Linked DNA regions of Mus musculus: all the other regions are linked to region 2. A link is a contact called in ENCODE Hi-C or POLR2A ChIA-PET data. All regions are on one chromosome and are shown on one strand. The core of a region is the stretch at or near the end of the contact, and the rest is flanking DNA. Distances in the headings are between cores, read along the strand shown. Region 1 overlaps Ext1 (exostosin glycosyltransferase 1). Region 2 holds the start of Ext1 (exostosin glycosyltransferase 1). Region 3 overlaps Ext1 (exostosin glycosyltransferase 1).

Evidence for each region. A loop is a pair of places that touch in the nucleus more often than their neighbours do. ChIA-PET counts read pairs that join two places held with the same protein, here RNA polymerase II (POLR2A).
Region 1: a map of T-helper 17 cell shows a loop between it and region 2 (3-fold over the local background). The contact joins the enhancer-like site here to the promoter of Ext1 in region 2. A Hi-C loop is called at or near these places in 3 of 37 maps with a recorded cell type or tissue (Patski, T-helper 17 cell and T-helper 2 cell). POLR2A ChIA-PET finds 5 or more read pairs at or near these places in 1 of 5 experiments (Patski).
Region 3: a loop to region 2 is called in a map of mouse embryonic stem cell, with 2.7 times the contacts of the local background. The contact joins the enhancer-like site here to the promoter of Ext1 in region 2. A Hi-C loop is called at or near these places in 1 of 37 maps with a recorded cell type or tissue (mouse embryonic stem cell). POLR2A ChIA-PET finds 5 or more read pairs at or near these places in 1 of 5 experiments (Patski).

What each region holds. Positions count from the first base shown.
Region 1 is chr15:53,138,268-53,142,724 of GRCm38, forward strand. The region is part of intron 1 of Ext1 (exostosin glycosyltransferase 1); the gene reads right to left. Among named protein-coding and RNA genes, the nearest start is that of Ext1, 210 kb to the right of the region's middle. Within about 2 kb of position 2,129, at least 1 of the 3 ENCODE cell types and tissues checked has a DNase peak (open chromatin) inside an H3K27ac peak, as active enhancers do.
Region 2 is chr15:53,342,875-53,347,770 of GRCm38, forward strand. It overlaps Ext1 (exostosin glycosyltransferase 1), which reads right to left and starts at 3,309. Exons shown (of 11, transcript NM_010162.2): 1 at 1,528-3,309. The coding sequence starts at 2,489.
Region 3 is chr15:53,160,264-53,165,064 of GRCm38, forward strand. All of the region lies in intron 1 of Ext1 (exostosin glycosyltransferase 1), which reads right to left. Among named protein-coding and RNA genes, the nearest start is that of Ext1, 180 kb to the right of the region's middle. Within about 2 kb of position 1,951, at least 1 of the 3 ENCODE cell types and tissues checked has a DNase peak (open chromatin) inside an H3K27ac peak, as active enhancers do.

The DNA of each region.
Region 1 (4,457 bases), core at 879-3,378, 210 kb before region 2:
AAAAGACTTTCCTCCCCGATAACAGAAGTAAATATATAGGAAGCTAGGCACAGTAGCCATGGGCTTTTGTTCTATAATCCTGGCATTAAGGAAGTGAGGGGATCAGGAGTCCAAGATCAACCTTACCTACACACTAAATTCAAGGCCAGCCCGAGCTATACAGAGAAGCCTGGATGAACAATATACCTCAAAACAAAATATGTAAATAGCAGTAAAAATATAAGCGATGTAGTGCATCTCATTGTAAAAGATCATAACTTGGGCTTTCTCTTCGTCCTTTTCCTAATAAGACACAACGCTAACAGTAAAGTATTAAAGGCTGATGCAAAATTAAACAGTAACTTTTTTTTTTCTGTTTGCCATCCATTCTTCATTGCACAAAAACTTGCTGAGCAATGTCATAGGTATCCTTCTAAGGTGCTAAAATCATGACAAAAAAAGAAGTTAACAACCAAATTTACATACAGACGCCACAAGCATTCATAGACATTGGATCTCCCTGTCTTTGGGAAAGAGGACAACAGAAAAACAGAAAAACTATATGGTCATCTGGAGCGGATGTTTCTAAAAGTAGTCACTGGTTTGGACACAGAACTAACCATGATGCTGGAACATGTTACAATACTTGGGCATTCCAGCTCTAATGACTAAGTGTCTCGGAGACCTTAGATTTTAATTATAGCTTTTGTTGTTGCATTTGCTCAAGACTTTCCCTTTGTGGGCTCACCTCTGTCCTACATGACTTCAGTAACCCGAGGCCAGGGTTGCTGGACTTGCTAAGATTTTGTTGGCCTCCCAAAGGAAGGTCACACCATGAATGATGAAACAGATGTAGGGACGGCTAAGAAGTTAGAGCACTACCCAGGAAAAGCCCCAGCGATGGGAAGGGAAGTGAGTGACGGTCATGAGCCCAGTGAGCACTGGTGGGTGTGACCCACAAAACTGACCCTTGCACTATGATGCAACTATGGTAGATCTGTGGTGGGAAAAACAATAATTAGACCCCCAATCCAAATGTAAACACTTCCACAGGAGTCTGCTTAAGGAGGAAAACTCTTCCCACGGGACCTTTTTTAACCATTTTATTTTAAAGAGATCAGAAAGCCTCTCTGTGTTGAAATGTCTCAGTGGGAAGTTCTTTAGTACTGCTTCTTAAAACCGGCCTAACTATGACAATACAGAGGAACTGAGCCAATGAGTGGGAGGGCTTGGTGGGTTACGCCAAAGGCGAGGTTCAGGTCACAGAATACAACAATGTTGGTTTCCTGCAGGATTCGATGCATTTATTAAGATACAGGCGTCTAGTAAGTCTTCACCTTCAGGATAGTACTAGAACACAATCAACCCTCCTTTTGGAAAACTGTTTTCTAAATACCAATCTGCGGACAAACTCGGCAGGGAATGGTGTTTTACACCATTTAATGATTCTAGTGCTAAACCTGAGAAATATTAGCATGGCAGTGTGATGCACATGGTATGCTAGTCCGTTTGGGTTAACGTAAGCTGCAGTAACAAATGAGCCACTATCTCACAGTCATAGAGTTATATTGAGTGCTATAGTCTGCATGCTTTCCATGGGACCCAGGCAACACAATACCTTCCTTGCCTCTAGAATATAATTGCTTTCATGGCAGAGGGAACAGCAAGGAGAATGGAGCGTAATGCTTCTTCAAGACTTTCTTACAAAGTGGGGCAGTTGGCTTCATCTCACCGAGCATAGGCTAGAGCAGGAAAACAGCAGAAGTCAACAGTGTAAGAATATGTTCTGTCCTGAGTTGGGGGATGGGAAATTAAACACGGCGGATGAATGGCTGTAGCATTTTTCAGAACTTAGACAGCAGCTAAAAGAAAGTACAGTTAGGACTTCCAACCCTGTCTTTCCTCCAGACTTGTGATCACCATTAAATTGTGACCGAATCTTCTAAAGAGAAATATAACTCCCGTTCCCATGGCTGTTGTTCCTCATAAAGTACGCAGGATGCAGAATGAAACAGAACCAGAGAGGGTCACAGGACTAATTTTTCCCTTTGCGGTTGGATGTCAAACGGTTTCTTCCAACCCTCAATCATTCTTTCCAGAAGTTCAGCAGCTAGAGAGCCTGCATCGTGGAAGGAAGGGCCTGTCTCCTGCTCTGGCCAGCACAGGCTTCCTGACATCCGTATGGTACTTGGGGTTGGCTAGTGGGAGGAAGTAGTCGGAGAGAACAAAAGACACTGGAAGCTTTGCTACGAAGTAAGTAAGCAGAATTAGACCACTAGAAAGACAGACCTCCGCAGTTCTAAAGGGCATCTGAGGGCTCTGTTTCTTAGCAACATGTGGGAAACACCAGTCCTGTCTAAACCCTCTTGCAGCAATTACTGGTGATGATTTTGCTTCCTGTAAAGGGAGGCCAGGGTGAGCCTGCAACAGTAAGGAAAACTAGTCGACAGCAGAGTGACTCTTAAAAAAAAAAAAAAAAGTTGAAAGCCAGACATGGTGGCCCATTCCCTTAATCTTACTTAGCACTAAGGGGCTGGAGACAAAAGAAGAATCAGGAATTGAAGGCCAGTCCCAGCTACACAGGATGTTTGGGGTCAACTTCAGCCTTTTGAGACAGTTTTTTTTAAATTATATTTCATTTATTACTATGTGTGTATGTAGGTGGGAGTGCGTGTGTGTACTACAGTGTGTGTGTTAGAGGGCAGAGGACAACCTGAACCAGTTACTTCTCTCCTTCCACCATGTGGATGCTACAGATGTGGATGTTACAGATGTGGATGCTACAGATGTGGATGCTACAGATAGAACTCAGCTTCCTGGGCTTGAGAGCAGGAATCATGACTCGCTAAGTGATCCTACAGACCCCTGAAAGAGTTCCTTCCCTTCTCCTCACTGCTTCTCTTTCTCTTTCTCTTTCTCTACTTCCTGGAAGTAAGGAAGAACAAGGGCAACAGCGTGGTGCAATATTTATGGGGTTTTCCCAAAAAATAAGAGTCTGCTGTGGTGATACACACTTATAATCCTAAATACTCAGGAAACGGAGGCAAACTGAGCTTAGGAGCAGAAGACAGTTGTATCAGCCTGGGTAATATACTGAGATTACATCTCAAAGGAAATGGAAGACAAGAGAAGTAAGTGGAGGGGTGCATAGAGGGAAGGAGACCCAATAGATAACTGATCTGGTTTAGTTTCTGGCCACTCCTAAAGACTCATACTCCTAAAAAGGCCAGAGGTGATATTCTCTTATTACTTTGAAACAGCTACCCACCTGCTTAGGATTCAAAATCCCTAAGCCCTACCGATGTCCATCAGATAATTCTTTCCAGACTTCTACATATTTGGAAACTCACATTAGTTTACAAACAAAATGTTAGGGGAACTTTGTAAGCACAGAATTGGTTCCTGAGGTATTTTAAACAGAATCAGAAATGAATCCCCTCACTGGCCAGGAACTTTTGATAACTACTATAATGCAAACAACTAGCAATACTGTACTAGTAAGAACGCCTCTCCGGAGGCATCCAGCCATTCACCTAACGAGGCTTTTAAGTGACAACCTGTACCTAGACTAGTGCATACCACATCAGCTTCATTTGCCCCAAATCAACATGCCAAAGCCATCAGAGCAATGAATGGCCACCTCGCTGGCTCGCCAAAGGCAGATCCATGACTAATATGCTGACCTGACGGAATTCATGAATAAGTTGTTCCTTTAAATTATTGATGGAGCTTGTAGATGAAGGGACAGAGTGTTCTAGTTAGTGACAGCTTTTCATATTGCCTTCATGGCTCGAAAGGTATGGTCAATTCATCAAAAGCTAGAGCTATAGGAGCTTTCCTGTGAATGTTTAAGACCTAGAAAATACAGCCCACAATTAGTAAACAATGACCCAGGCACAAGTTTTAAAATATATCAGAATACGCGTTCATGATATATTGATGTCAACTTTTTGTTGACTTTACTGCCGTGCATGTATGTTTCTGTATAGACGTAGTAGAATGTCTGTGTTTGTGTGTGTGCGTGCATTTGGAGGCCAGAGGTCAGCGTTGGCAGTTATGACTCAGTAGGCCCTTCCCCTTGTTTGTGAAGTTAAGTATCTCACTGGCCTGGAGCTCACCAAGTGGGCCCGGCTTGATGGGCAGCCAGCCCCAGACAACCCCCTGTCTCTTCTTTGGCTCTGGTTTTGCAAGAGTGCACGCCACTACAGTAAGTTTTATGTTTTGTGGGTTCTGGGGATCAAACTCAGATGCTTACGCTTGCAAGGCAAGCACTTTACCCAGTGGGCTATCGTCCCAGCCCCCACTTATGATTCTTCCCTTTGAAGAACCTAAGCTTTCAACTGCACTGACTGATTCTTATTTTGAATGAGGTGTTGTTTAGGAGCACATATTCTCATAAGAAACATAAATACCTGGTGACAATTCCGTGTAGATGATGACAATGTTCACTCAGCCAGAGCAGGCCGTGCTCTGATGCA
Region 2 (4,896 bases), core at 2,059-4,558:
TTGTCCTTTCAACAAAGCAGTTTCTTTCTGACCACAGTTAAAGAGTATTTTTACTCTGTCACAACAACACTCAACATTCACGCAGAACTTCCGTGTGTAAGAGGAAAGGAACGATGGATTCACAATTGATCCTGGCCTCAGGCTTTTCCCAGGATTGAAACGGAAAACGTCCAAGGGGCTCAGAAGCAGAAGCCCCAGGCTTGATATTTCCTCTCCCTTCTATGATCAAGTCGGGGAGGACTTTACTATCCCATCCAATCACTCCCACCAAGACCAGAGAGTCTGAGGGAATCCATGGACAATAAATAATCACACCTTTCATTTCAGGGCCCGGTTACCCCCACCCCCACCCCTTCCTGATCCAACCCCATCTGGAAGCCTTTTCCCCTATTCTGCATTTCATGAATCAATTGCACAATCTGCCAACCTCTGCCAGTTCCTCTTGTACTCAGCTGAGAGGTTTCTCCTTCCTTCCCTGGGTAGCTAGCACAAGGCTGCTCTGGTTTTTAACTGGCGTAAAGTGGAAATGCACCATAGGCGCTCACTCTTTCCCAGCCGGACACAAGTGAGTCTGGGGCACTGACCTCAGCTATCAGGAAGCTGACCGATGGACCCACAGGCCAGCCTCGGTTTCAAGCAGATTTGTGGATTCTAACTTTGACCTGAAATCCTGTGTGTCAGCGACTGTGAAAGACGAGGAAAAGGAAGACTGAAAGGGGCTACAAAGTAACCAACTCAGTTACTTAGCAACTAAACAAAACTCTCCCCTCCACAGAGGCTAAGGAGGCATCTCAAGCCCATTCAAAGAGTAACAGTCCACATTTATATGCAAATAGATAAAGACAAAGAAGAAAGGGAAATCTAAATTAGTAAGGGTAGTTCACTGCAGTGGGCCTGAGGCCCAGATTTTAAAGTTTCCCCAAGAAAGAGAGGGCTTATAGGAATGAATGAATGAATGAATGACCCTAACCAGCTTACACTCTACCCTTCATAAACATCAGTGCTGTAGAGGAAGTAAGAGGCAGTCACAAGTTGGGAAGGTAAAAATGAAAATATTCTAGGAATCAAGAATCTAAAGCTTAGGGGGGAAGGTGCAAATTTAAGCCTAGCCAACTGCACAGAGAACAGGTACCCATGTTCTTGAGAGAAACAGACAAAGCCCAGGGGTCAGAGTCTGTGGACTTGCGTAGAACATGTGTCTCTCTGAGTCGTCACAAATACCCTTTAGTACCCTTTCCAAAACTTGGATCCGAGCCCCCATAATGCGCCAAAGACACATGGGTCCTGAATGGTTTTCAAAGTATCAGGAAGATTCCCTTCTTCACCAACTTGACTGGAGAGAGTACTCTTGTCGAGTTTGCCTGAGAAGCCCAAGCTCACCCCACACACTTGAACCCAGCCGCTGGATCCCAAGGAAGCAACAGAACTGAGGGCTTCTGTCTCCACCCCGCATCCCCCACCCTCCCACCTGGACTCAGGTATCCAGGGCCCAGGGCCGAGCCTCGAAGGGAGGCAGCCCTTACTCACTTCTCATACTCGGTGTTGTCTCTGTCACAGCGAGAATCCTTGTGCTTTTGCCAGTCTTTGCCATGCTTGCAGGTGGTGAGGAGCAAGACGTCCTCCCCGTTATGGACGTGATATAAGGCATTCCTGGTGTCTGACCCTATCCCTGTCAGGTACCGCTTCCCCTTGAATACCAGCATGTACTTCCTGAGAGGAGGGATGGTGTTAAATTTCAAAAACCCCCTCTCCCCTCCTGTCCTGGGATGATCCTTAGAAAAGAGGGGAATAGAAACATCAAAGTTTGGTCGGAAGTTTTCAGTACTGATGCTGGCTTTGGCCAGCATCGCCTGGCCGATGTCAAACCCCACGTCCTCAGTGTAGTCAGGCCAAGTGCCAGAATATAAATTAAAAATTAAATGATTCCTACCATTGTTCCACAAGTGGAGACTCTGCACTTTGGATCTCAAATTGTGCACATACTGAGGTGATAACTGGTCTCTGTCTAAAGTATCCAGACTCAAGACAAAGAGGCACGCCTGGCTGGGGTCCGAGGTGTAGAACCTGGAGCCCTCGATGGCCGCTAGAATGTTTTGGTAACTTTCGGCGATTTTCTCCCCTTTCTGCTGCGGGTACACGTAGACTTTGAAGCCGTTTTTCTTGCAAAGGGTGAAATCGAAGCAGGACTCCATGCGGCACTTCTTGCCTTTGTAGATGCTCGAGTTGGCGTCTCGCTTCTGCCGGGGGGAAATGTGCACGCTGGAATCCTCGTTTTCCAATTGATCCCAAGGAAAGAAAGGGCGCAGAGCGTCCGGGAAGCGGGGCCAGAAATGATCCGGACTGGGCTGGTGCAAGCCATTCCGACCACTGTGCTCTTCTCTCCGGCTGTGGCTCCTCGATGCCCTAAACTGCACGCCTCCAAAATAAAACAAAAGGGCGAGACAAGAGCCAGCTGAGAGCAGGATGAAATAGCGTTTTTTGGCCTGCATGTGTCCTGCCTGGGTCAAGAGGATTGTAAATAAACACAAGAATCACCCAAGTTTCCCAATCAACACTTTCAGCTCCAGTCCGCCATCTTCCCGCCTGTAAAGACTTCAAACTCTCCGCTCCCACCTTCTCTGGATGCCTTTCCCCAAGCCGTGGACTGATCCAGCGCATGTGGGCGATTTCTTTAACTTTCTCCCCTTCGGTCTTTCATCTTTGGGCTGCACAATGCACGGGAGAGAGCCGGGCAGAAGATCTCGCACCCAGGGCGGGCGAACAGCGGACTGTAATTTTCTTGCATGCAACAAGACGGAGGAAAAGAAAGAGAGCAGGGAAGAAAAAGCTCCCGATACCCAATCAATGGCAAGACGAAGTGACTGCCTCTCCGCTCGGATTCCTCTCGGCGGCGTGGAGAACGAGCCCGGGGAAAGCAACTTCAACTCATCCACACTCCGGTGCAGAGCACTACGGTTCCAACAAGTCAATCCGCCCCGGCTTCAGCCGGCTAGTGCATCTTGCAGCTGGGGCGCCGTAACCTCACAAATCCCTGCATGTCTCTTTATTCCCTTCTGCAGCGGCTCCCACACTCCGCCGGTGTTTACTCCTGCGCTCACGGGGCCGGCTCCCCGGGCGCGCGGCGGCCCGGCCGGCGGCACGAGGCGGCGCGGGGCGGCGGCGGCGGCGCGTCCTCCCCGCGGGCAGTGCCGGCCCCGAGCGGTGCTTCGCAGGCCCCGCGCTATCACTGCCGACCGCCGCGTTCGGTCGCCGAATGTTACCCGGTTCTGAATGTTACACTTACACATTCCATTCCCGACACGACAGCGCTGACCTCATCCATCCACGCAGCCCGCGCTGCCATTGGCCGGGCGTCACGTCCGGGTGGGGCGGGGCTTCCGCTGCGCCCATTCATAACCCCCGGCGGCCGGCAGAGGCGCCGGCGCGGCGCGGCGCGGCGCGGGCGCGGGGACCCAGGAGCGCACGGGCGGCGGGCGGAGCGCTAGCCGGCCGGGCGTCGCCCACCGCCGGCCTTCTGCACGCCGGGCCGGGAATGCAACCCGGACCAGACGGGCCCCAGAGGCGCGGGAGGAAGTGTGGGGACGTGGCCAGCAGCCCGCTGCTCGGGATGCCCCGGGTCTCCACGAGCCGGGAACGCCTCCCCGCCGGGAGGCTGAGAGGACCGGTTCCTGGAGAAGGATGCCTTGAAAATGGAGAAGCGAGGGGAAGGGGGGTGGGGACTTCATGGAAAGCGAGCGCAGGTCGGGATGTCTCTCCCCCCACACTTGGACCCGCTGAGGACCAATTTTTTGGTGGGTCTTGTTTTTAACGTTTAAGTGGTCTTTCTAATTCCCCTATGTAATCCACCTATTTTTCTGTCTTCCTCGCCGAGACACCCTAATCCTCAACAATAAGGAGGAATTGTCACAGTCCGATGGATCTGTGGCTGAGTGTGAGAAGACACCTCCTAAAGCCATCTGATCTGCGTGCCCTCTCTTCCATTCCCGAATCCCTCCCACCTGTTCTATTCACTGATATTGGGCCGGGAGGGATCTAATGGCTGAAAAGAAAGCCATTTCATTTTGCCCCCATCGGTGTTGTTATTCTTCCTGAGGTGGTATTTTTAAGATGTCACCTGGCCCTAGCTGTAGAAGGGAACCTTTGAAGCAAAAAAAAAAAAAAAAAAAAAAATGTATTTACAATAAATGTGCCACGGTTCCTTCAATTGACCTTCCTTCTGTCGACTCCCCTGCCCCAAGCCCCTGTCATTCTGAGTGAACTTAATTGGATGATTCTGAAAGGAACCTCCAGGACCTCCAAGCTGTGCTAGACTCCCAAGCATTACCTGGCCTCACAGCCTGAATTCTGGCTTAGAACACTTACCCACCCTAGCCTCAGAGCCTGGCCAAGCTGGACAAGCAGTTGCCTAGGGCAGCAAGCTGTTTAGTGATTGTTTATTGTGGGAGTGAGTGAGCTGGGAGCAGACACATCCCTACCTCCCTCGGGCTACTGAAAACCCCAGCCGGTTGTGTACCCATGGTATGGTTATAATAAGGCAGAGTGGAAAGTTTTCAACCTTTGTTGTTTCAGATTTGTTTGAATAAAGAAGGGAAGAGATATTGGGTGGGATATTTTGGTACATTCTGAAACCTCTGCCCATTTTGAACCTGCCAAAGATGAAGTAGGTTTTCATGATTTACTTTGTCCCCACCACAGGATTTAGAGAGGCCTGAAACAAGAGTAAGGGTTCAGTCATTTTCCGAGCAGGATGAAAACGGTTCAGGTAAAGGTAGAGATTAGAGCCACAAGTGACCCCAGGTCTCAGGGGGATTGCAATGAACAGTCTTCAAGACAGAGCTCTTTGTGTTGAGATCTGGCTGTCAAACAACCTGCACCCTGTAGAAGATAGGACTCTTC
Region 3 (4,801 bases), core at 701-3,200, 180 kb before region 2:
CTCCACAAGAAACATAGTCCTAGGATCTGTGAGCATTATCACCAAGCTAAACAGGCAACACTGTCATAAATCATGCATTCCTCCCATCTGTATTTATTAAGCTCTTAATATGCAGGCAGCAATGAGTTTGTCTAAATCTGTGCCCAGCAGCACAAAAGAGGCAAAGAGACCATGTAAAGCTGTCCTTTGGGAACTCACCTACTTGAGAGTATTTATTTATGTATTTATTTATTTCTATTTATTTATGTTCTGCAATGTTTGAGTGCTCAAACCAAGGAGAGGCAGAATAAGAAACTGTCAACGGAAAGCCCAAACACTATTCAAGATGCTAAGGCAAGAAAAAAAGAAGACAATATGATTTGACTCTCTGTTTGTTGCTCTGAGATAGGGTCTCACTCTGTATCCCAGACTGGTCTGAAACGCAGAAGCTTGTCTCTGCCTCTCAAGTGCTGGGATTAAAGACATGTGCCACCCTGACTAGCAGACTGCATTTTAACAGCAAGTTAGCTCCGTGCATGGATTGTAAGGACATTTTCAATGTATCTTTCCCTGCTGTACCACAACTGCCCAGTGAACAAGTGACTAGAGAATAGAAAATGCTCTGTTTTGAAACTGTGCTTATTATATTAATATGTTAGAGCATTTTATGTTTCCAATGTGTAAGATCACTACTGAGTTAGGACTGACTCATAAAAATTTGATGATTTATCATTGATTCAACTAAACATGAATCAAAAATAGCATTCCTGAAAGCAGTCAGACAGTATGAAAAAATCCGTTTCCATTTCCAGTGACCTATAGCTGAACCCCGGTTCCTCCATTTTTAGTCAGACTCTTGATTGTCTGGAAAAATTAAGTCTTACAGCAAGTTGACAGACAAGCTTTATCAAAATATCAAATTCTAATCAGGAATCTATGAACAGGCTGGGACCCAGTGTGTCAGAGTTTCCTGGGTTGTCCAGGGTGTGAGAAGAAACTGGAAATAACAGGGCAGGTCCAAATCCCAAAACATCACACTACAACTGCTATTCTAATGATGGATGTTAGGAAGAGTCACATTCTCAGATATAGTTCTCTTTGAGTTCATTCGTATGTCCCAATTCCAATAGTATGGAAAATAACATCTGTTAGTCACGGGGACCAGTAGCCTTAAAAATCTGTTCATGAACTAGAACACAGGGAAGCTGAGTTATCGCTTGGTGTCTCTTCAGGATCTCCTGTTCTCACTAACACGTTGGAATAATTAAGGGGACTAAGCCGGAGACATTTTATGTACTGGATTCTGTCCTACTTCCAGGAATTCAATTATCTGGAATCCAGAGTTCTCCTAAAATGAAAATGAGAGCTGGGTGTGATAGCCCACACCTTTAATCCTAGCACTTGGGAGGCAGAGACAGGTGGTTTAAGGCTAGCCTGGTCTACACAATGAGTTTTAGGACAGCCAAGGCTACACAGAAATTCCCTGTTAAAAAAAAAAACAAAACAAACGGAGCTAGAGAGATGGCTCAGTGGTTAAAAGCACTGGCTTTTCTTCTAGAGGTCTTGAGTTCAGTTCCAGAAACTACATGGTGGCTCACAAGCATCTATGATGTGATCTGCTGCCTTCTTTTGGTATGCAGGTATACATGTAGACAGAGCATTTTTAAAAAAAAAAGCATAAATAAATAAAATCCAAAGAAACCAAATAGACACAAAACAAAGAACAGAAAACACACACACACACACACACACACACACACACACACGGAGAAAGAGCAAACCGAGCAGCAACGCTGGTGTCTATCTCTTCTTCAGATTTGCTTTATTTTTAAGCAGGCAAGATTCCCTGCTCTTGCTAACGTACTGGAATTAAGGGCCCTGCAAGGAACAGCTTGGAAGGGGAACCCGAGCCTTCTCAAGTACTAGATTCTGTTCTATTTCCAGGACTGCAATTATCTGGAATCAGAGCCCTTCTAAAAAGGAAAAGAGAAGAAAAAGCAACAAACCTGGTGCCTACGCTCTCCTTGTTCAATTTATTTTTAAGCCGGCAAACATGCAGCAAGGAATGGTGGTAAAAGCAGGTGGCTACGTTATATTTTAAGGGGAAATGGATGAAGGTAAGAAAGTCACTTAAGCCTGTTTGACTTCAGTTCCTTTGTGTGTGGAATGAGTATAGACGGAAACTAAAATAGGCACCATTTCTAAACTGTTACAGAGATCGGATGAGTGCATGCTACGAGCCAGAGCTTGAAGCAGAGCTAAATAAATCACCTCCACATTTGCTCTCTGTAGCTCCAGTGATTCCCAAAAGGGGGTGCCCCGCTCCTCCCACAAAGTGACTTTTGGATGTCCTTGGGATCAAGTCAATCAAGAAGTCTAAACAAACATTTTCGGAATAGAATAAGAAAGGAACTTACAGAACATCTGGTCAGACTCAACAGCCAAGCCCTGCCATCTTGATATGGTGCCCAACACCCGGCAAGCAGCTCAGTAAACTGCTGAATAAAAAGAAGGTGATTGATAGCCAGTTTCTGACCTCCTAAAGGAGCTTTCATCTAGAACACTGTAGCAAGAAGAAGAGAGCCATGGTGGGCCAGTGGGCTCATCATCCCCACGCCCTTATTACCTTTTTGTCGTTTATCTTCTAATTACAGCCAACCGCTTCCAATAGGCCATGTCCTCCCACTCTTTAGAAAAAAAGCGTAGTTATGAGGACATGGGCTGACCAGGATGGGGGCAGTGAGAGGGATGTAAAGTGAATAAGTAAATAAATAAATAAAGACTAAACGTAGTTTATAGAAGCTCCATTTGCTACATAAAACCAATCCCAATATGGCACCGTTTAGTGTGTCTTTCCAAACAATTCCACGTACCATGGCATAGTTGTTCCTCCCAGAGGCTGAAGCACACAGTAGGAATTTAACAAGTGATTTTAAAATGTTTACTTTGTCCCCTCTGTCTCTAGCCTAGACTGACCTTGAACTCCTACATTTTCAACAACCACTTCCCCAGTGCAATGATCATGAGTGACATGCCTGGCTATTAATTTGCTTCTTGATATAATTCTTGGAACACCGTTTCAGAAGTTGTGTAATGACAGGTGTATGCACTCTCTGTGCTCAACTAGTTTCACGTGGATAGAGTGTGTATACAAGGAGTCATAATGAAATAAGAAAAGTCAAGAGTGATATCCATGGCAGACATTAGCAATAGATCTCATAGCTGTTGAAGTCAGGAACACTCAAAAGCCTTCTAATATGGAAAACCAAGAAGCCATAACCAATCAATCTGAGTTGTCACTAGTTTAAATCTATCAATCATTCCAGGAATGTGTTACCCTCCAATATGACATCTCGGGAAGACCTCATAACCCCAGAGCATGTGTTAACTCTGCTAATATCTGAGGTAAAAAAATTCCTTGGAGCATGAAATATTCATATTTTGTGTGTCTAACTTCACACACAACTGGTATGTATCAAAACCAAATACTGACATAGGCCCTACGCATCTGAAAAATTAATGGGTGAAAAAGATCTTACAAGAAAAATACTTGTCTCATTAGGAAAGAAGAGCATCTGGCTTACATCTAATTTTAAGGAGAACAGTGGTGGCACGCCACCTGAGACAGCAGACGAGGACCAGTGTGTCATAAAGATTTTACTCACTCCCAAGCCCCATCTTACACAGCTTTACTAATCCAAAACATGGAGAGTCACAAAACATTTCTGAGCACAGAAGCAAATAAAAAAATAAAGAAAAGGAGGTAGCTTGTGTTTACGCATCTCTTTCACCACCAGATACAAAAACAGCCTAGATGTGCCTGATTGTATATGTCAATCTGCAAATAGATCTAGTTCTCTGCTGAAGAGACTCTATCACCCAAGAAATTCCCCTTTCCTTCTTTCCTTATCCCAAGCCAATCTCAGACCTGGCAGCAAGGCTGCCCCAGCAAAGTAAATATTACTATAACCAAGCTATTGCCCAACAGGCAAGTGAGTTAGTTGTCAACATTTTACTAAATAATGCATGTTGTGCATCCATGAGTACAGCAATTTGCCCTCATCATTCTTTACTTTTCTACTCTCGCTCCTAGTTTTCCTGATCTTTTGACCACTGCACCAGGGTTGCTTTAGACACCCAGCACCAGAGCCCTGTACACATGGCCGAGGGACACAAACTGTGTCAGGAGGAGGACCTACTGCAGTATGGGTTTCTTGTTCTTATATGAGGGCTTTTGATATTGGTAATACAAAGGAAAGCCCCTGGTAAGAACTACACCAGACACTAAACCTGTTGCAAGGCAAAGTAACTAATTAGAACTTTAATGACTGTGAGTTTGGAATATTAAACGTCCATAGCCTAACAAAAATGTACCTTGCACTATCTTTAGTCCCATTAAAAGCCAGTCCGTCCTCGCCTCTGTGTCTGACCTAACACTTCTGTAACTATCAGGTAAAATATGTGGGAGTACACTAGCAGAACCCTATTTTCCCCCAAACAAAAGCCTAAGAATGTTGTCAGATAGCATGGGCGCCTACACCTGAGACTTCCCAGCTTTGGTCTAACCTTCCTACCTGTGGTCTCCATAGAGGTACTTTAAAGGAGTCTTGATTCCTGGCTTTCTTTGGTCACTGTAAAACCTCTAGGAAGCTGCTACCACACTGAACATGGGATTTAGGGTATACTGAGTCTGTGTTCCTTGGCTAGGGTCACTCAAGCCTGGCTCCAGAATAAACCGTCTTTTTCTTCCTCTGAGGTAAGAGCTGTGTTTTTGCATTGACAGTGGGTGGAAACATCATTAGTTGAACATTCTGCACTCCTA